Linked DNA regions of Homo sapiens: regions 2, 3 and 4 are each linked to region 1. The links are chromatin loops, found by intact Hi-C in ENCODE. Cell type or tissue: heart right ventricle. All regions are shown on one strand. Each heading gives the region's core, and the rest is flanking DNA. Links, peaks and the distances in the headings are about the cores only.

Region 1 (5,645 bases), core at 1,050-5,049:
GCAGTGTGGGAAACATTAGAGAACTGTTTCTAGGTATTTCAAACAGAGAATCTAATACAGGGGTTATTTTTATACAGCTGAGAAACAGAAGACAGTGCAATAGCAGGAAGTTGCTACCAGCCCCTGGGCTGGAGTGGTAAACAAGAGGGCGTGTTGCTTGAGCTGGGAGTTGGTGCTGCCCACAGGACCTCGGACCTGGGAGGGAGGAGCTTCCCAGCAGGGCTGGAGCCACAGAGACACCACAGCTGCTGCACGTGCCCACAAAATACTGTGGCAACTCCCTTCCCCCAACCCTCAAGTCACCTCCCACCACCACTGCCCACTGCCAAACCTGGACAGAAGCCATTTGTCAGGAATCTGGGAATTGTGGTTCCCAAAACAGAGAGATAACAATGGCTGGAGAAAGAGCCTGAGAGCAGACAAAACTCGCAAAGGCATGGTGGTGTGAGGATCATGACAAATAGCTCAGCCCTGCTGGAGGGAAAGGCGTCCTGTATTAGGCACAGGACATTCAACATCTCCTCAAAGTCCACAGGCAGCCAGTGACCCTGGTTCAGTGACACACCCATCTGCAGTGTGGAATGGACTCTGGCAGCAGAGTGAAGGATGGGTGGGCAGTGAGCCAGACCATGGTCATCCAGGTGGAAGGTAATGCAGGCTGGGAATGAGGCACCAGCCACCATGCCGACAAAGGGCTGGTGGGCATGCAGTAGAGTCGCTTAGACCTGGTGTAATCTGTAGGGAAGGAAGAGGGTCTAGCATGACCCCCAGGTTCTGGCCAGGAGGTAGCAGTGCTGGGGTGGACCCTCTGATTTCCACCCTGCTGGGCTGTCACTACAGCAATGGTAGTAAGCTACTCAGCCTCACTGGGCCCTAGCATCCTCACTGGCATGAATAGGGGTCACATGTTCCCTAGGGCAACATTCTGTGCAGCTGTGATTTAAGGGTCTGCACTCACTCCTTCAGCATTTTGGATTTCAATATGTTTTCTTTCAGTGTCACTTTGTTATCATGTAAATCAAGCTTCTCTAACCAGTGGGCCGCAGGCTGCATGTGGCCCAGGGAAGCTTTGAATGTGGCCCAACACAAATTCGTAAACTTTGGTAAAACATTATGAGGGGTTTTTTTTTTTGCGATTTTTTTTTTAATCTCATCAGCAGTTGTGTTAGTGTGTTTTATGTGTGGCCCAAGACAATTCTTTCAATGTGACCCAGGAAAGCCAGAAGGTTAGACACTCCTGATGTACATGATGAGTATATTACAAAAACCTTCCTGCTTTTTTGTACATTTAATCTGTTCTATATTCCTGAATTTCAAATTTAAGTTTTTATTTAAAAATTACTGGTCAGAAGCTTTTTTGTTTGTTTGTTTCATTTTTTTGTTTGTTTGTTTTTGGTGCAAATTCTCATTATCACCAAAAAAAAAAAAAAAAAAGTTTCATTCTAAAGTTCATACACCCTAGAATCCAGCTTGTAGACAGTGGATTTCACAATATTCCTATCTGAAATTCTTTCTTAGTTCTGTTCTCTTCCTATCTCTGGCAGAGTTCCCACAATTTATAAGACTTGCTACAAAACCACTAATTGAATTGCAACCCTTGGTTAGTTAATTGAGGTCAAATTATTAGTTCTAAATAATGCAACTTGGTATGTTACTCAGAAATTCCAGGAAAAGGCTTTTTTTCCATAATTTTCAGTTTCATTCTTAGCAGCACACAACAATCACGTTGTTCAGCTCAGGAACAAAATACTAAGTCACTGGTCGTTTAAAAAGCATATTGTCCCAATTAGAAACCCCAATTTTTTGCATGTGTTTTATGAAATCTGAATCCTAGAAATTAAGTTCTGAGTGTTAGAAAATTTCAACTTCTTCACTCTATAAAAACATAGTGGGTTGTAACAACTTCTTACCTTGGTACGGATTAGACAAGGCAGGATAACTGATACGACTTCACATCGAAGTTAAATCTAAGTGTGCAAAGCACAGCATTCTTACCCTCAGAGAGTGCACAGTCTTGTTTGAAGGCAGCCATATAAAGCTATCATTATAATCCATTTTGGTAAAAACAATTTGATGAGATGCCTGAAGGCCTGTGGAAGCACAGAGTAAGGGATTTCATTCATTGCAGGGGGCTCAGGAAGGAATTCCTGGGGAAGGAGACACCTGCAGTTCGTCTCAAAGAATGATGAGGTATTAGATTAAGGATGTGTAGGCTTTTCTAAACCCACTTTCACCTTAATTTTACTAATTTATCGCACTGAGCTTTCCTTCCAATGATACTGTTCTACTTACTGTAGAGTGATCAGTTACCCCATTTGCAAGGAACTTTGCTGGTTTCAACCCTGAAAGTCCCATATCCTGAGATACCCTTCATTCCTGGGTCAGTCAGACACCTGGTCCCCCAAATGTACTGCCTCCCAGTTGTACTGTGTGTCGTTGACTGTTGCTTTGCTCTTGCCAGTTTCTTATCTAGAATGAGCGATTACCTTATCATTGCCTTGAATTCCTCATGGGACCCGCACAGACGCTTGTACCCAGTAGATGCTCATGAAGTGGGTATATGCATAAATGTTGGTACCTCTTCCTCTGTAGACAGCACTGAAATACAGATCACTGAAATGACTGACTCAAGAGCCATATGACAGCACCAAGGTTAGGCCGATTCCCATGTCTTGGGCCCTTGTTTCCTTCTTGGTTATAAAAGGTCTTATAGTGCCCTCTGGTGGTGTCAGGAAGCTGTCTAATCCCCTGAATTACAAGGCAGAAATCATGCCTTCTCTTCTGTATTCAGTGCGAGTCATAAGAAGACCATTACTACTAATGTCAGTGCCTGTGAACTGGACTTGACCTTTTGATTAAACAATCTCATTCATTTCATGATTCTGAGATGCTGAAACAATGAAATTCCCTATCCCTTCTAGAGCACATGAGGTTGGATAGGTGATATCAAATGTTGAACTTACTTTGCAACTGGTTACAGGCTTCATATCCAGTCTCATCGCAGAGATGATTCAAGCCTCTGCTTATGTGGCTCATCCAAATGTAACCCCCAGCTCCTCTGGCCCCCTAATTCCTCCATTAGAACATTAAACTGCAGAGGGCGTGTGGTAGCCCATCAGTCTTCTGATGAATGGAATTGGCTGATGGTCTAAGTCATCGTAGCCTCCCTTGTCCCGGGTGGAATCAACTCTTTGACCCTTTACCTATGGCTGTCTGTGGGAATCCCTTCTCACTGGAAATGATGTAGGGGCAAATAAAAATAGAACCCATCAAGAACATGGGGCGTAGGAGCAGAAGAGAGATGTTTCTGTTTGCATGGGGTCAGATTCTGCACTTGATAGGGATACGCTAAATTGGGATCTGATCTCAAGATCTTTAAAAAATGTCCTCCTCTTGTTCCTCTCTTGCCTTTGGCCTCTGTGGCCTTGGAGGTAATGGCATTGACTGATGTCTAAAGATTTTTGGGATTTATTTACAGTCAGGGTCGTGAGGCCCAGGAATTGGAGTCAGATGCCTGGGGTACAGATGCCCATTGTGCTTCTCTGTTCATTAGTTTACTGCAGTGGAGAAGAGTGTGGGCTTTGTGGGGACAGCTGCAGGACTCCCAGGCAAATGACCTAACCTGCCTGAGTATCCATCTGGTTGTCTGAAAAATGCAAGTCATTCTGTGACCTCTTAGGTTTCTGTGTGTACTCAGTGACGTTATGTTTTCCAAGACCTTAGGGCAGAGGCCTGACATATAGTAAGTACTTAAAAGTTGGTAGTCTTTTATGGTTATTATCATAATCTATCATTCATTCATCCAGTAACTATTTATTGAGAACGGGGGGCTGAGACATGTAGGCTATCACTTGAAGGCTAAGCAGGTCTTGGCCTGATGGGAAAGGTTAAGGGGGAGCAGGATTTTCATTTTTCAGGGGAGGGCCATGGACCCAGGTGTGGGGTTGAAGGGTTTGGACACAGATGTGCATGATGGGGAAAGCATGGACAAGATCTGAGGGGAAGGGATGGACACAGGTGTGTGGGGAAGGCATGGACACAGGTGTGTGGGAAAGTATGTATACAGGTGTGTGCAGTAAAGATATGGATACAGGTATTGGGGGAAGGTGTGGAAGTGGATGTGTGGGATGGGCATGGGTGCAGTAGTGTGTGGTTGTCAGGGCACGTGGGAAGAGGAAAAAGATGCCGAATTTGTTTAATTTGAATTCTTACCTCTGAATTTTTTTTTTTTTTTTTTTTGAGACGGAGTCTCACTCACTCTGTCGCCCAGTTTGGAGTGCAGTGGCGCAATCTTGGCTCACTGCAACTTCTGTCTCCCAGGTTCAAGCGATTCTCCTGCTTCAGCCTCCCGAGTAGCTAGGATTATAGGTGCACATCACCACGCCTGGCTAATTTTTGAATTTTTAGTAGAGATGAGGTTTCATGATATTGGCCAGGCTGGTCTCGAACGTCTGACCTCAGGTGATCCACGTGCCTCGGACTCCCAAAGTGTTAGGATTACAGGCGTGAGCCACTGCACCCAACCCTGAATTTCTAATATACTTCAGCAGCATCCTCACTTCTCTCTGCTGTATGGCCAGTTGGAAAAAGACCCCCACCAATGTGTTTCCTTCTCAGAGGCTGCCCTGGCATGTCCTTGCTGAGTCCTTCCCGCCTGTGTCTAGGTGGCCCTGTGAGGCTCTCAGTTAGTGTTTGGGCGTCTCAGCCCTCCTGGACAGGAGGCAGCTGCCAGCATGTGGGGCTCCATCTCTGCTCCTCATGCTTATTCCTGCGTGTGCCAGCACTTGGTTTGAGTATTCGGTATGTTGGATTCAACACAGGCTGCCATTTTAATGTCATGCTTTTGAAATCGTTGTGAGGTTTTCTTTTGGTATTTCCTAATTATTTTTTTTTCCATTTCAAATAAGAAGAAAAGATAGTGTTGAATGATACCTAGATATTTTCATTCCAGCGGTTTTTTTCCTAGTCTCACCTACACAGGTTCCAGTGAGCTCAGGAGTTTACCTTCATGTCCGTGGCACAGCCCATAATTACCCTTCTCTGTCCAGGGATGTATATTTGCATCTTTCCTTCAACTTATGAAGTGAATGGAGGGGAAATGTACAGTTTTAATTGAGTTTGAAGTAGCTTTCATCTGACCAGCCCTGTGCTGGAGCGTGCCTCTTCTTCTGTGAGCAGAGGGGCTACTGCGTGGGAAATGGCTAAACCGCCTGCTTTGTCTTTCACTGCAGCCCGTGGCCACCCAGGAGCCCGATGTGCAAGGCAGGTGTGAGTGCCAGGACGGCATTCCTGGAGATGAAGGCCTGGAGCTGCGGTCTGCGGACTCGGCAGTGCCCGTGGCCATGACCCAGGCTGCCGTGCGGCCCTGGGCACCCTGCCTGGAGAACATGACCACTGCCCCAAACGGCCTCGGGCCAGGCCCCGCAGCCCCCTGTGCAGGCTCGGACCTGAAAGACGCCAAGATGGTGACCTCCCTTGCGTGTGGAAATGGAGTCTGTGGCTGCAGCCCTGGTGGCGACACGGACACCCAGGAAGCCAAACTCAGCCCAGCCAAGCTTGTGCGCCTCTTTTCCACCAGTCGGAAGAGGACGGGTGCCCACCCCGAGCGGCCCCACTCCATGGTCCTGGTGGGGAACTCCTCCACA
Region 2 (5,645 bases), core at 1,044-5,043, 300 kb before region 1:
AATCCCACAGAAATGCAAAAGATTCTCAGCAACGATTATGAATACCTCTATGCAAACAAACTAAAAAATCTACAGGAAATGGGTACATTCCTGGGAACCCACAACCTCCTAAGACTGAATCAGGAAGAAATTGAAACCCTGAACAAACCAATATTGAGTTCCATAATTGAATCAGTAATTTAAAAAACTTAAAAACTCCAACCAAAAAAAGCCACAAACTTGACGGATTCACAGCTGAATTCTACCAGATGTACAAAGAAGAGCTGGTGCCAATTCTGCTGAACCTAATCCCAAAAAAATCAAGGAGGTGGGACTCCTCCCTAAATCAATCTACAAAGACAGTGTCATCCTGTTACCAAAATCTTGCAAAGACATAGCTATACAAGAAAACTACAGGTCAATATCCCTGATGAACATAGATGCAAAAATCCTCAAACAAATACTAATGAATGCAGCAGCAAATCAAGAAGTTAATTCTCCATGATCAAGTAGGCTGTATTCCTGAGGTGCAAGGTTAGTTCAACAAATGTTAATCAATAAATGTGATTCACCACATAAACAGGATTAAAACAAGAAACCACAGTTTATCTCCATAGATGTGGACAAAGCTTTTGATACAATCCAACATGCTTTCATGATAAAACCCCTCAACAATCTAGACATCAAAGGAACAAACCTCAAAATATTAAGAGCTATCTATGACAGACTTATAGCCATCATCATGCTGAATGGGCAAAAGCTGGAAGCATTCCCCTTGAGAGTAAGACAAGGATATCATCTCTCACCACTCCTATTCAACATAGTACTGTAAGTCCTAGCCAGAGCAATCAGGCAAGAGAAAGAAATTAAAGGCATCCATATAGGAAAAGAGGAAGTCAAACTCTCTTCACTGATGATATGATTCTATACCTAGAGAACCCTGAAGACTCTGCTAAAAGGCTCCTGGAACTGTTCAATGATTTTAATTTCAGCAAAGTTTCAGGATACAAAATCAATGTACAAAAATTAGTAGCATTTATATATACCAGTAACATTCAAGCTCAGAGCCAAATCAAGAATGCAATCCCATTTACGATGTCCATTAAAAAATACTTAGGAATACATCTAACTGAGGAAGTTAATATCTCTACTAAGAGAACTACAAAACATTGCTGAAAGAAATCAGAGATGACACAAATAAATGGGAAAACATTCATGCTCATGGATTGGAAGAATCACTATTGCCCAAAACAATCTATAAGTTCAATGCTATTTCTATCAAACTACCAATGCCATTTTTCACAGAATTAGGAAAAAACTGTTCTAATCCTCATATGGAACCGAGAAAGAGCCCATATAGCCGAAGAAGTCCTAAGCAAAAAGAACAAAGTTTAAGGCATTACATGACCCGACTTTGTACTATATCCTATCAGGCTACATTAACCAGAACAACATGATACCGGCACAAAAATAGACACATAGACCACTGGAACAGTATAGAGACCCAAGAAATAAAGATGCACACCTCTAATCATCTGATCTACAACAGATTAGACAAAAATAAATAATGGGGAAAAGACTTCCTATTCAATAAAAGGTGCTGGCATAACTGGCTAGCCATGTGCAGAAGAATGAAACTGGACCCCCTTAGCTTATACCATATACAAACATTAACTCAAGATGGATTAAAGATTTAAATGTAAGATTTCAAACTATAAGAGTCCTAGGAGAAAACCTAGAAAATACCATTCTATACATTGGCCTTAAGAAAGAATTTGGAGTCCTCAAAACATTTGAAACAGAAACAAAAATTGACAAGTGGAACCTAATTAAACTAAAGAGCTTCTGCACAGCAAAATAAACTATCAACACTGTAAACGCACAACCTACAAAATGGGATAAAATATTTGCAAACTATGCATCTGAAAAAGGTCTAATATCCAGAATCTATAAGGAGCCTAAACAATTCAACAAGCAAAAAGCAAATGACCCCATTAAAAAGTGGGCAAAAGATGTAAAGAGACAGTTCTCAAAAAAGACACAGGGTGGCCAACAAACATATGAAAAAAAAATACTCAACCTCATTAATCATCAGAGAAATGCAAATCGAAACCATGGTGAGATATCATCAGGATGGCTATTATTAAAAAGTCAAAAAATGACAGATGCTGGCAAGGCGGTAGAGAAAAGGGAATGCTTATACACTGCTGGTGGGAGTGTAATTTAGTTCAGCCACTATAGAAAGCTGTTTGAAGATTTCTCAAAAAACTTAGAACTAGCATTCAACCCAGCAATTCCATTACTGAGTATATATACAAAAGAAAATAAACCATTCTTCCAAAAAGACATATGCACTCCTATGTTCATGGCAGCACGTTTCACAATAGCAAAGACATGGAATAAACCTAGGTGCCCATCAATGGTGAACTGGATAAAGAAAATGTGGTACATATACACTATGGCCATAAAAAAGAATGAAATCATGTTTTCTTGCAGCAACATGGATGCAGCTGGATGCCATTATCCTAAGCAAATTAACATAAAATTAACAGAAAACTAAATACTGCATGCTCTTACTTGTAAGTGGCAGCTAAACATTGGGTACTCATAGACATAAAGGTGGCAATAATAAACACTGGGGACTACTAAATGGCAGAGGGCAAGAAGTGGGCAATGTGTGAAAAACTAACTCTTGGGTGCTATGCTTAGTACCTGGGTGATGGAATCAATCACAATGCAAACCTCAGCATCATGCAATACAGCCACGTAACAAACCTGCACGTGGGCTCCCTGAATCTAAAACACAAGTTGAAATTATTTTAAAAAATTGTCTTCCAATATACGAACATGAACTCTCTCTCCATGTATTTAAATATTCTGATTCATCAGTGTTTTGTAGTTTTTCACATATATATCCTGTATGTATTTTGTTACATGTATAATTGTAAATACCTCATTATTTTTTGATGCTATTGTAAACTGTATTTTTTAAAATTTCAAATTCGAATTGCTCTTTATTGACATATAGGAAAGAAATGGGCTTTTGTATATTAATCTTGTATTTTGAGACCTTGCTAAACTCACTTATTTGTTCCAGAAGTTTGTATTGTTCTTGTTGTCGATTGGATTTCCTAGTTATTCAATAAAGTAATTTGTGAATAAAGACAGTTTTATTTTTTAAAAAGTCAAGTACTATTATTACTCTTGGCACATTCTGGCACTCGGTAAATTAACTTTCTTTGATTGTGATCTCTGGTATTACCACTAGAGGGCGCCTTGAGACAAACTATCCTGTACAGTTTTTTCATTACAGAAGGGCATCCTTGTGAAATGGGGAATGATTAACATAGGCATGAGGGGAATTGTAATTCACAAAGTAGTTAAAAATAACACCTTGCTCAGCCTGAGGGGGATGTGTGCAAGACAGAGGGCAGGCCCCACCTCTGGTGCTGTGGTTACAATGCTAGGAGCTAACTGCCTTTGAAGATGGCTTTAGTTCTTTTTGATTACCAGCTCAGCTCTCTCATTCTTCTCTAAAATTGTTGCTCTGAATTATTCCTCAATGTCAAATGCTTAATTTTTCCCAGGTAATGAGTGACTTGTACAAGGGTGCTGAAAAAAAATACTTGAAAACGTCTTTGAGGGCTAATTTTTAAAATATCTAAATTGGTTTCCTAAACACAATCATTTCTGGCTTTTAAAAAAGTCTTGGTTTATTAATTACATATATTTAAGAAGTAAAACATGATATATTGACATATTTATACATAGTGAAATGGTTATTGTAGTCAAGTAAATTAACATATTCATCATCCCACATACTCTTTAAATGCAAGTATTTCTAAATGGCATCCCCAAGAATCTTATCAGCAGAGCCATTCCAGAAGGCAGCAAGTGTTACCTGTTAAGACTCAGGCAAGAGAAAAATGTAGGCAAGGTGATAGGGCCGGGAGAAAAGATTGAGGGATTTATCCAGTCAAGACCTGCTCAGTATCAGTCACTTTTAAGAGTGTCAAAATGCATCTGAAACAGTGACCATCTTAAAATCGGCAATTCTAATTCAGCATGGTGTTGCATTGAATAGAGATGTATGACATGCATGGAGTATGGGGAATCTGAGAGTAATCTGCATGGCTCCTGGAAGAGCCCCTGAGTCATGGCCATTGAAGTGTTTGAAGTGGGGCCTAAGATTTGCCTTGGAAGGTGCCCAGCCTACAATGTCTGACTGGGGAAAAGCATGGCTAAAGTACCCAGGCATGGAGGGACGCATTCAGAGCACTGAAAGCCGTTGGTGTGGCTAGAATTTAGGGCACCTGTTATGGAGAGATAGTAAATAAAACTGGGCAAGTAGACCAGAGCCAGACTGGGGCACAATTGTGTCACACTAAGCTAGATGGGAAGGAACTGAGACATTTCAAGCAGGAAGATGAGGAAATAAGATTTCCTTTAGAAAACAGCTACTCTGGTTTGAGAGAGTGAGACTGAATTCAAGGATTTCATATAGGAGGATGGTGCAATAATCCAGGAAGAAAGAGTGTACGCCTCAGCTAGGACAGGTCAGTAGATCTGGAGGGAAACTACTGGAATCAAGAGATTGTGGAGACAAAATCAATAGTATTCACTAGGCATTTGGGGGTGGGAGCAATGGTTTTGGCTTCTGTCTTGAGAAAATAAGATATGGAAAAAGTGTATTTGGAGAAAGAGAGAAACTGGCTTGAGATTTTCTGAGATAGAGATGCAAGTGGAACACCTAGGTGGATATGTGGTTAAAATAAAAAAAAGGTCTAGACCAGTAAAAAAGTAATTTGAACAGCAGAAGCCACATATATGACTTTAAATGTTCTAGGAGCCACGTTATAAAAATTAAAAATAAATAGGTAACACCAATTTTGTAACACAGTATAGCCAAAATATTGTGATGTCAGCAAGTAATCAAAAACAGCAATTTTTCTTTTTCCCTAATTTGTTGGAAGTACTTGTTTCTTAGAAATCCTCCTAGAAATACATGTACTTCTTTTTTTTATTATTATTATAATACTTTAACACCATGGAATAGTATGCAGCCATAAAAAAGGATGAGTTCATGTCCTTTGTAGGGACATGGATGAAGCTGGAAACCATCATTCTGAGCAAACTATCGCAAGGACAGAAAACCAAACACCGCATGTTCTCACTCATAGGTGGGAACTGAACAACGAGAACACTTGGACACAGGGTGGGGAACATCACGCACTGGGGTGCAGGGAGGGGGGAAGGATGGCATTAATAGAAATACCTATTGTAAATGATGAGTTAATGGGGGCAGCACACCAACATGGCACATGTATACATATGCAACAAACCTGCACGTTGTGCATTTCTTTAGAACAATTTTAAAACTACAATCGCATACAGTAGACAAGCTCTGACATATTTTTGGTGTTAAAACACTATTTAATAAAAAATTTTACTTACACTTATCTTTTGCAATCTTCACAGAACTCATGAGAGGCAAGCAGAGGCCAGTACCAGACATCTGGTAGAGAAGGTAGAGAAAGAGTGGACCAGAGCTTTTTTCAGACTCATCCTACTGGGTTAGTCCTACAGTCATCTTGTGTTGGACACTCAAGGATTTTTGTTTCTGTTTTTGTTTTAGAAACGGTCTCGCTGTGTCACCCAGGCTGGAG
Region 3 (5,645 bases), core at 1,138-5,137, 170 kb before region 1:
GGATTCGAGACCCAGGAGCCATAGCTTAGGGGCCACTGTCCCTGGTCAGGCACACAGACAGGAAAGGAGGAGGGACCCAGCTGGCATGTGGCTGGAGCAGCACCCAGGACACAGCATGGCAGCTGGCCAGGTCTCAGCCCTGGACAAGAATCCACAAGAGGCGAAGGCATTTTCTGTGCTGTGCCTCAGCCAGAAGTTCCAATGCAGGGATGTGGAGGCATTTTCTAAAACTTGCCTTTGTCTTGCTCCAAGTGCAGGCACCATGCATAATGCTGACGAGCATGGTCTGTGACTCCCGCGCTGGCAGGACTTTATGGCCAAGGTGCCTCATGCCACCCACCACGTGTGGTAGTGGCAGTCATTTGTGTAACACTCAGACACCCAAATAAAGGGGCAAGCATCCTAAACTGGTGCAGCTTTACTGTCCTGGGAGGCCTTACCCACTTCTCAAAAGAATGTGCTATTTGCTGACTTCAGTACTAAAATATCTGAGTTGTGTTACCTGAGGGTTTTCCAGCTGTTTTTGCAGGTGAGTGTACTGTGAGCTAAGCAGGCTATAGACCCATATCTGCCATCCACCAGCTGGGTAGCTGTGGGAGCACCTCTTTCCTTCTCCGGATTTCCCCCACCTTTTATGAATGTCACTGAGCAAATGAACTCCAAGTGAGCACTGCTGGGGCTAGCCTCCTGAAGTTTTTGGAGACCCTAGTTCTGCTCCCCAGTCTCCACGCAGCACATACCTTGTTGCAGTGGCCACCTGACCTTCCAAGAGGACATGAACAGCAGGAAGTGATTTCCAATCACGTTGGACATGCTGTGCCTGCAGCCGGCAGGACTTCCTGGTCCTGGCATTTCAGGTGAATGACCCTTGTCTGGGGTTGAAGATGAATCTTCCCCAGGTCCTCTTAAGGACTGCCTGGCATCCCTCCCTATCTCCTTTCAGCCACACCAGGTACAGCCTGCCAGGCTCTCGCCTCCAGTTTCACACATCCTTGCACCTGCCTGGGCGATGGCACTTGGGACATACTCATGCACACCCAACCCTTAGGGGAGGAGATTATGCCCAGTGGGTGGTCCATAGAAGGAAGCCAGGGAGTAAATGCTTCCTCCGTCTCCCTGCTGGTCTAGTAGAGTGGAGCCAGCGGAGACAATGCTCCCTGTTTGGGGATGGAGGGGTGGGGACTTAGGGGCAAGGGGAAGCTGAGAAGAGATTACACAGAGGAGATGATATGAGGCGAATCTTCAGAGGTGGGAGCTTTAGGGGGGAAGTGGTAGCGATTGGAGTCAGAGGCAGCAGTGCTATCAAAAGTCTAGGCTGCAAGAGCCTGCTAAGAGTTATGTTCTCCAGGGCAGGGCAGAGGGAGATGCCCAAGGGACAGAGGAGGCAGTGGCCGCCAGCCTGGGGTCCTAGGAGTTCCCCGGCACCTGTTCCTCCTCCTCAGCCCCGGCCCACCCCTGCAGCTCCTCACCAGGTTCAGACGTCCTGGCTCTGGTCCTCCCACCTCATCTGTGCACCTTGCCAGTCCTTTGGCTTCCTCTGCGTGCACTGAAGCCCTACCAGCTGGTGAGGAGTCCCTGTGTTTGGACGCAGGGTTTGGCTTCTTACACCAGCATCCTGTGCTGTGTCCAGGCTCCTCGGGTCTCTGTGCTTAACGCAATTCCAAATGGAAGAAAGGGAGGAGGAAGCACGGTTCTCAAGAATCGCAGGCCTCGGGCACAATTTGAGCTCCAAGTCTTTATTTCTTGGTTATCACTAAGAATCAGTTGCATATTAGAATTCTGAATAGGCCTGGTGCAGTGGCTCAGGATTATAATCCCAGCAATTTGAGAGGCTGAGGCCAGAGGATTGCTTGAGGCCAGGAGTTTGAGGTCAGGCTGAGCAGCGTTAACGAGATCCCATCGCTACAAACAAGAACAACAACAACAAACTATTATTTAAAAAATAAAAATAAATTTTAGAAAATTCAGAATGACCAACACTTTCATTCAGGGTTCTAACTATTGATAAAAAGAAATATATGTTTTTTTTTTTCTTTTAAACCCATGATGTGAGACATTAATGTTCTGGGCAGTTGTGAGGAATCTCCACCACAGCACCTCTCCTCACCCTCCCGTTTCCAGATGAAAGCCAGGCTGTGGATACTGGCCTGGTGACAAGAGAACATGGAAAATGGAAAGGATGTGAGTTTAAGGACTCTTTGGACACAGTAGAGTGTGTCTAAATTTCTCAATAAAAGGCATATTTTATAAACAGAATATAAATATTCAGCATCCTGGCCTTGGACCCACGACTGCGTTCCTGTGGCGGGAGGCAGCCAGCAGCTCAGGGGCCCGTGCAGCACTTCCCCCTGCCGCCAGGGGATCCTCCCCGCCACTGTGCCCTGCCCACCACATTATTTATACTACATGTCTCATGCTTTCTGTGGAAAATTGTTTCACTTAGCTTCCTGCAGGGATATTTTGGGACTGGGAACCTTGGCTTTTGATTTTTCCTTTCTCTACCTTGCATAACAGCTCTAATTCCCAATTCTCTTGGATTTTCTCTTCTCTCCTGCTGCTCTTTGGGCTGAAAAATAGGAATTCTCTTTTATTGTTTTGTTTCAATTTTCTGAGACCTATCCGTACCTAGAACACAAACTTGTTTTTCTCCGTGACATTCTTGTTTTAGATATAAAGCATCAAGTATCTGAGCAGCAAGAACATTTTTGTGTACTTGCATTTTATAATCGTGGAATTCAGGAAAGGTCTTGCAGGAGGTAAGTTAGCATAGAGTTTCAGAGCTAGGATTCGGCCTCAGTGCTGTGATCCACAAAGGAATGTGTAATAGAATTCGGAAAATCACTGCATTTGATGCAAATATCTAGTGAACTCTAGGCCGCTAAAACTTCTCAACCACTCATTCCATGGCTGATTCACGTGGAGTTCCTGCATAACAAAATTCGGGTAGAAATGATCTACGAGAAGTAAGTACCAACACCTCCTATTGGAGATGTGAAATTGAGCAAGCCGTTCTTACCTGGGATCTCAGCTTTCTTACCTGGCTAGAAGTGGGGAGGTTGAATGCACTTGGTATCTAAGCACCCTTATAGACTTCCCTTGCCACCTGGGCCCACGGTGGGAGTATTTTTCTCTATGGCCACTAGATGTCCCAGGAGCACCCACTTTGGGGCTGAGCTGTCTAAGACACCTGGGGCTCCATCCTGTCGTCCTTGGAATCTGCTGACGTGAGGAAGGCAATGTTTGGGTTTCACTTCTGTATGATTTTGGGGCTGCTGTCTCAGCCACTGAGACTCAGACAAGAATTTTAAGACACCAAAACAACCCCTTAGTTTTCTTGATGGCTGTTTGAAACCAACAGAACCATTCACATTTTCAGGAATGGATTCTTGTTAATGCCATGAAGTAGGAATTCACAAGGGATTTTCCAAACATTAGTGAACTCACAAAGGAAGTGTTATTATGGGGTGTCTATGTGCTTGAGGCATAGAGAGTCTGTAAAAATGAGAGAGCCACAGCTGCCTCTGTGTCGTTGGGGTGACGGAGGCTCCTGGACAGCTCTGCCCTGCGGGGACACTCTGAAGAACAGGCACCCTGTGCTCAGGGCCACCGTGAACCATGGAGAGGGCAGCATGGAGGAGGAGGTGAAGAAGCCCACAAAGAGGAGTCAGGTCAAGGACACCATGAGAGATCCCTCGTCTGCCACTTCCAAGGCCAGAAGCCCGGAGTTCCCATCACACCCCACAGCAACTATGCAGTGTGAGACCACTGGTTCATTTAGCCAGGAAAAGGGAAGAAATCTTTCAGGGTGGATTTAAAGAGAACTGCAAATCCATCTGCAGCCATCTTAGATAGATGAATGTGAAGTTTAACGAAATTAGCTCTGTCCAAGTATCCAAGTGGGAGATTTCCAAGAAGCCATCACTAAGGCTACTACTGGCAGTGGCAGTGGTGGCATTAGAAATAGCAGCATGCCCAGAGATAACTTTCCAATTTAGTGTTAGGGGAAATTGTATGACACTGCAAGGACCATATTGTAAGCTTAGCTGTCTAATGTGCAAACCAGATACGCATTTTTAGTTTAAATTAACTTTGACATGTAGCAGCAATTCATAGTTACCCCCAAAACACAAACTCTAAGAACTTTTAAAATGCATTTAATAGAACTCTAAAGAGTACAGAAGAGAAAATATGTGAAATATAATAATAGTAGCGCACCGTTAATTTATGATGGTTCTTAACCAGTGTGTACAGGTTTAATACTACCTCACAGGAGAAAAGGTTAAGGAGGATATGCATTTTTCACTTGTATATAAAATGGAGAATATTCATTTTTTAAACTGGAAAAATGAATTCAGTCACTTATGAAGTGTAACCTCTTCTAAAAAAAAATTGTGTGACAGATCATACAATAACAGCGCTCACTTCTTGTGATCATATGTCCCAGCATTTAAACATTAAGTCAATTTAGCTAGCTACCTTTCAGAAGCTGGTTATTATGACTATTATTTTACACTCATAATTCAATTTTTATAAACAATATAATGCCAGCTGCTGTAATTCAAACTTTATATGCCAATGTTGTGCCCTGTCATATTTTACATTCTGAGCAAGCCTACAGCCTCCAGCAGCCTGAAGGTTGTACGCTTTACATATATGGCACAGAGCGATCAGCCTGCAATTCATGTGCATATTTGTTACAAAGCATGTGTCTTTGTGAAAATCTTATACACTTAAATGACATCAGTTTCTATCTTGTTGTTGTTCTTAAATTGCTTCCCCAGTCCTCTCCTTCTCCTTCAGTGTTATAGATGTTATGTATTCATCCTTTCATTGCGGGTACAGTGCATCGTGTAAGATCCCAGATGCAATCAGCATGCCTGGGTTCAAATCTCGACCTTGTCCTTTTCTATCTGTGTTTTCTTAGGCAAATATCTTAATTTCTGTCTGCCTAGGGAGATGGAGGATGGTAACAGGACCTACCTTACTGAACTGGTAGGGAGAGTAAATGAGTTAAAACATGCAGAGGTCTTAGAACAGTGCCCGAAGCACCTTTAGTAACCATGCATTCACTGAGAAACCATGTTTTGTGTGTTGCTCTACCAGGCACAGTGCTAGGCTGCAGGGATTCTGGGATGGTGGCAGGAAACAGAAGTATTCGAGAACAAGGGTTCCAATACCAGCTCTCAGGTGCTGTGGGACTTTACTCGCCAGGTGCCTTTGGCTAAGCCACCCACTTTCCTAGGTCCTCAGTGTTCTCCTTGACCAATAATAAAGATGGAATAGACAATCTCAAAATTACTTTCCAACTCTGAATATTCTTGGATGTCCTAATTCTAAGCCAAGTGGGCTCTGTGGAAATCTGCTCTCATTGGCCGAGGAGTCCAATCCACCACCGCACGGGTCCAGAATAAAGTGACCACGCTACATTAGACAAATGGCGTTGGCAATGCCGTGCCTTTTTATGGAAAGTGGTTTTGGATGTTTGTGATGCAAGGAGACATGAGGATATTCCATATTAGCATCAGTGGTTCAAGTGACTTGGAGAGTATGTTAACAACAGGCTTTATGGATGGAAGGAGCCAACACATTTCTCCATGAAAAGTCCTCTAAAATGGTAGAGCTCATGGTTATGATAGAAAGATGGG
Region 4 (5,645 bases), core at 570-4,569, 200 kb before region 1:
TCTTAGCAAAATTTTAGACCCTACATGGATTTCATTAATATGCACTATTGCTACTAAATGTTCTGCTAGTGTGGCCAATCCATTTATAGGCAAACTTGGGAATGATTTTGTTTTGAAAGCAAATACAAATGAATCACCTTACACCCGTGGAAAACCAATCACGAGTCTTACATTTTAAGATACTTTACTGTGATAAAAACCTGGGAGTGTTTTGGGTTTTGTATGTTTGTTACTGGATGAATATAACCTTAGAGTTGAACACATTTTAATAGAAATGTGCACGTGTTCATAAATATGACATACTTAAGTCCTGTTGTAGATTAAACTGTATTACAAACCACTTCATAGTTGTAAGGTCAAAATGTCTTTTTTGATGGACAAATAGAAATGTTGCAAAAGATCGTTTTTTCCATCTTAGCATTATTTGTAACTGTGATTTACCTGTTGGACCCAACTAAAGACTAACAAGTAAAGAATCTGAGGAAGGTCTTTTAGGTAATAAATGAAATATCTTTTTAAATTCCTTTTTCTCCAATTAAAGTGGAACGCAGCTTCTGAAAATCTTTAACGAGCTAGACAATACAAAATTTAGATAATTTAATTTGAGATTATGTTTAGGTCTCAGAAAACCTGAGAGGTCTACGCATTAATAGCCAATGATGACACAGAGGCACAGCTAATTGGCGAGGTGAGCGCTGCTTGTTTGATGTTTTAGCAGAGGGTTACTTATTGATCTGCACCATAGGCCTCACCTAACATTGACTTTTCATTTGCTATTTGTCCTGTGTTTTACTTAACTGATGCATTTTTTTTGAAATTTTTAACTATTCACATTTGTTTGTGAGAAGAATTACATTACAGCATTTAGGTTCCAACGTTTTGTGTATCATACGAGTGGATTATCAGTCACATATCTTTGTGTGTTACTTCAAAAGCATTTGGTGTACACTCGAGAAATAATTATGACAAAGTATGAAAAACTTAATTTGTCTGTTTTAGGACATTTCAAATATTTAAGATGCAGAAGAATACTGAGGCATATCTGATTGAGTGGATCTCAACAGACATATTAGAATTTGGTTGATATTCAGGGAAAGTGAACGTGTCTAAAGAAGGGGCTCCTAAGTTATATGATTCTTATTATTATTATTATTATTTTTTTTTTTTTGAGACGGAGTCTCGCTCTGTCGCCCAGGCTGGAGTGCAGTGGCGGGATCTCGGCTCACTGTAAGCTCCGCCTCCCGGGTTCACGCCATTCTCCTGCCTCAGCCTCCCAAGTAGCTGGGACTACAGGCGCCCGCCACTACGCCCAGCTAATTTTTTGTATTTTTAGTAGAGACGGGGTTTCACCGTTTTAGCCGGGATGGTCTCGATCTCCTGACCTCGTGATCCGCCCGCCTCGGCCTCCCAAAGTGCTGGGATTACAGGCGTGAGCCACCACACCCGGCCATGATTCTTATTTATAAAAGAAAAACAGTATATAGTTTTATACTGTATGGTTTGATAGCAGTGGAGCTAGTTAAAATTTCTGCATACTTTTGTAATTATGTTTTGTTTGTGAACTTACAGATCCATTACCTAGCCAAATATTTATGTGTATTTTAAAGCATTTTTAATATCACATGCTAAATAGCTAGGAAACTTTTCTTGAGCAGAATATTACTAGTGCATTCTCTTTCTTCCTCTTGTGTGTACTTTATAATTAGAATAAATATCATTAATGATAATGCTTCTCTGAGGTCAGATTTTATTTAAAAAATAAAATAGGACTGCTAAAAAAAAAATGACATTTTGAAATACTCGTTGGAATCCTAGGCAGCTTAGGGCTCTGTAGAGCAATGGGAGTCCAAGGGTAGAGAATCATTTGGTGTTTAGGAAAAGCTTCTATTATCAGTGAGGTCACATTAGCGTTCACAGGCATAGATTTCAACATGCCAGTGAAGACTGGTAGGGTTAGGAGTCTCATCTCTCTCGCCCTGGAGTCTTTCTGTGGTTTTCAGGCCAGCCACACCTCTTTGCCCCCATGTCAGAATTCAGACATCTACGTTTATTGAAGCTTACCTTTAAGCTCTATCTTTATTGCACTCATTGTGTGAGGTGCGGACTCCAGCTTCTATCTTAGGAAGTCCACCTCAGAGCACCAAGCCTCACCGACAGCCAGACTTAACCAGCTGCATACAGCTTCTCCCTGTTGGCATGAAACACACCAACATTTGGGATGATGACTTGAGGAATTTGGATTTTTTTGAGATCTGTGTGTTTTAATGTTTTGGTATTTTACTTAGTTCCTTGTTTTAAACTGTTCCATTTCAAACTTAAGCATTTCATTTTATAGTTAGAGTGCTTGAACTTCTAACCAATATGCAGTTGACATTGTTCTAAGTTATGAAAAAGGCAAAAATATAGTGCTGTGTACATGTGACTTTATGAAAACTTTTTTGTTTTTTAACCTTAATCAAATTTTTCATTAATGCTTAAGTAGAATATATTAGTATTTTAAAAGCAGATTCACAATCCATTTGAGTTGGAAACCATTCTTGGCCCACAAACCCAGTTTCCCTCAGAGGCCGTGAGAGGGAGCTGTTGAACCTTAAACGAATTGTATTTAACCTTTAACAGTCCATCAGGCTAAACTATTCAGATAATCCATCTATAAAATTTAACTTACATTGTAATAAGCAGTAGTATGATTTTCATTTCTATTAAAGCAGAAGTTATGCAGTTAATTAAGAGACATTTCAGTTAAATTCAATGAATACTTTTTAGTACATGTTATTTACAAGGCACTTTATGCTAAAAGTGGGCATAAAAATAAATAATTTGGGCCGGGCGAGATGACTCATGCCTATAATTCCAGCACTTTGGAAGGCTGAGGTGGGTGGATCACAAGGTCACGAGTTCAAGACCAGCCTGGCCGAGATGGTGAAAACCGGTCTCTACTAAAAATACAAAAATTAGCTGGGCATGGTGGTGGGTGCCTATAATCCCAGCTACTCAGGAGGCTGAGGCAGATAATTGCTTGAACCCAGGAGGCGGTGGTTGCACAGGGCCTAGATCGAGACACTGCACTCCAGCCTGTGTGACAGATTGAGACTCCATCTCAATAAATAAATAATTGGAGTGGCTCATAAACATGTGCATGTCTGTGTGTGCACACCTGCATTATAAAGTAGAACACAATATATAAGGAAGGTATATTGAGTTTCCACAGAAAGGAAGGTATTAGGAGAGGCAGGAGAGAGGAGCTGGCCTCTAAGAAGGGCTGGAGCATTTCTGGGAGTTGACAGAGAATGGGGAGTATTCCAAGTGCGGAGCACAGCATAAGGAAAGAAAGTTTGGAGAATCCTGAAGATGCCTGTTTGCTCAAAGCATAGCTTGCATAAAGATGATTAAGAGAATATCAGGCATAGGGCAGACAGTGAGTTGCACCTGTAGTCCCAGCTACTTTGGAAGCTGAGTCAGGAGGATCACTTGAGCCCAGGAGTTTGAGGCTACAGTGAGCTATGATTGTACCACTCTACTCCAGTCTGGGTGACAGAACGAGACCTTGTCTCTTAACAAAAAATATAAAAATTAAAAACCAGTATCAGGCTGAAAAGCTAGGTTGGGCTGCATTGTACTCAAACATAAATGCCCAAGGACTGACTTGTCTCTAATTGTTTTGAACGTCAAAATTTGACCAAATGATCTCTTAATCTGTGACTGTATACGCCGTGCATTGGGCATTATTCACCAGATGTTAATTGAAGTCATACTCTGTGAAGGTTGTTGGAAAATCTTTTTTTTTTTTTGAGATGGAGTCTCACTCTGTCGCCCAGGCTGGAGTGCAGCGGCATGATCTTGGCTCACTGCAAGCTCCACCTCCCGGGTTCACACCATTCTCCTGCCTCAGCCTCCCGAGTAGCTGGGACTACAGGCGCCCGCCACCACGCCTGACTAATTTTTTATATTTTTAGTAGAGATGGGGTTTCACCGTATTAGGCAGGATGGTCTCGATCTCCTGACCTCGTAATCTGCCTGCCTCGGCCTCCCAAAGTGCTGGGATTACAGGCGTGAGCCACTGCGCCCGGCCAGTTGTTGGAAAATCTTAATGTTTCTTTTCTCTTTTCTTTCTTTTTTTTTTTTTTTCAAATGGAGTCTTGCTCTATCTCTTGAAGGCTGGAGTGCAATCTCATCTCACTGCAGCTTCCACCTCCCAGATTCAAGCAATTCTCCTGTCTCAGCCTCCCGAGTAGCTGGGACTACAGGCACCTGCCACCATGCCTGGCTAATTTTTGTGTAGAGATGGGGTTTCACCATGTTGGCCAGGCTGGTCTCGAACTCCTGACCTCAGGTGATCCACCCAGCCTTAGCCTCCCAAAGTGCTGGGATTATAGGCGTGAGCCACTGCGCCTGGCGAAAAATCTTAATGTTTCTTAATTGCAGTATTCTGAAACTGATAAAGCACTTGTAAAACTTTCAAAATAATTTAAAGCCATTTTCTTTTTAAGATAGAAATGAGTACTTCTTAGCATACTAGAGGTAACTTTAAAATTTTAAAGTAATGTTTAATGAGTACAGAGTTTCAGTTTTGCAAGACAAAAACCTTCTGATCTCTTACAAAATAGTGTGAAAATGTACTTTACTGAGCTGCACACTTGAAAATGGTTAAGATGGTGAATTTTAAGTTATATGTTTTCCACCACAATTTTTGAAAACTAAAATAAGAATTTTTTGGGGCTAAAACAAGAAGAAACCATCTACAGGAAGTGGAATGAATTTAGCTCTTATGTTTTCTGGCAGCATGTGGGAGGATTTGGGGTCACCATTGTGGGCCATGTTGTTTTCACTGATGACTACTTCTGCAGGAACATAAGTTTTCCTGGAATTAGACTCAAGCAAAATGTACAAGGCAGGCTCTTGTAGAAAAAGAAACATTGAATCATGAGCTGGACAAAAACTTTAGTTACCATTTTCTAAAAAAACTATATAGAGGTTGTTCAAATACACTTGAATCTTCTTTTTTTTTATTATTATTATACTTTAAGTTCTAGGGTACATGTGCACAGCGTGCAAGCTCGTTACATAGGTATACATGTACCATGCTGGCCCGCTGCATCCTTCAACCCGTCATTTACATTAGGTATTTCTCCCAATGCTATCCCTCCCCTCACCTCCCACCCCATGACAGGCCCCTGTGTGTTATGTTCCCCAGCCTGTGTCTCATTGTTCAATTCCCACCTATCAGTGAGAACATTCGGTGTTTGGTTTTCTGTCTTTGTGATAGGTTGCTCAGAATCATGATTTCCAACTTCATCCATGTCCCTGCAAAGGACATGAACTCATCCTTTTTTATGGCTGTATAGTATTCCATGGTGTGTATGCAAATACACATGAATCTTCTGTGAAAGCTGTAGACATTAAGGCATAGCTCAGTAAATTCATTTCTCTGGAGTGAAGATATAACTGATTTGGATACTTTGCTTTTTATCTTCTAATTTCAATAGAAAAGTAGGGAATAATGCAGGTTGTTTCATAGTGTGGCAAGCAGAATAATAGTCCCTGGAAGATGTCCATGTCCTATTCCCTGGCATTTGTGAATGTGTTACTTTCAATGGTAAAGAAGAATTAGGTTGCAGATGGACTTAAGGTTGCTAATCAGCTGA

What was found. Hi-C counts contacts between places; a loop is a spot of excess contacts. Peaks named below come from ENCODE experiments on the same cell type or tissue, not always from the same donor. Only the 100,000 strongest peaks of a DNase experiment are listed, where the experiment ranks them.
Region 2: it touches region 1 in a loop (14-fold over the local background); 83 of 110 quality-filtered maps call a loop at or near these places.
Region 3: a loop joins it to region 1, with 15 times the contacts of the local background. A loop is called at or near these places in 92 of 110 quality-filtered maps.
Region 4: it touches region 1 in a loop (11-fold over the local background); 100 of 110 quality-filtered maps call a loop at or near these places.

The regions. Positions count from the first base shown.
Region 1 is chr13:24,217,588-24,223,232 of GRCh38, forward strand. It overlaps SPATA13 (spermatogenesis associated 13), which reads left to right. Exons shown (of 13, transcript NM_001166271.3): 2 at 5,232-5,645. The coding sequence starts at 5,343. Among named protein-coding and RNA genes, the nearest start is that of SPATA13-AS1, 34 kb to the right of the region's middle. RefSeq lists enhancers at 1-238, 3,504-3,798. In heart right ventricle, for the core only: CTCF peaks have their summits at 2,726 (motif pointing left) and 2,927; no DNase peak of the experiment used is centred there; H3K27ac peaks cover 892 bases.
Region 2 is chr13:23,918,317-23,923,961 of GRCh38, forward strand. It overlaps the pseudogene ANKRD20A19P. Among named protein-coding and RNA genes, the nearest start is that of C1QTNF9B, 24 kb to the left of the region's middle. In heart right ventricle, for the core only: a CTCF peak has its summit at 3,231 (motif pointing right); no DNase peak of the experiment used is centred there.
Region 3 is chr13:24,050,471-24,056,115 of GRCh38, forward strand. LOC124903136 (a long non-coding RNA gene) reads right to left here and starts at 3,085. Exons shown (of 2, transcript XR_007063723.1): 1 at 3,038-3,085; 2 at 1,716-1,902. It also overlaps a transcript of SPATA13 not described here. In heart right ventricle, for the core only: CTCF peaks have their summits at 2,278, 3,133 (motif pointing right) and 3,332; a DNase peak (open chromatin) is centred at 3,155; H3K4me3 peaks cover 647 bases; H3K27ac peaks cover 2,427 bases.
Region 4 is chr13:24,017,939-24,023,583 of GRCh38, forward strand. It overlaps a transcript of SPATA13 not described here. Among named protein-coding and RNA genes, the nearest start is that of C1QTNF9B, 120 kb to the left of the region's middle. In heart right ventricle, for the core only: a CTCF peak has its summit at 2,568; a DNase peak (open chromatin) is centred at 2,573.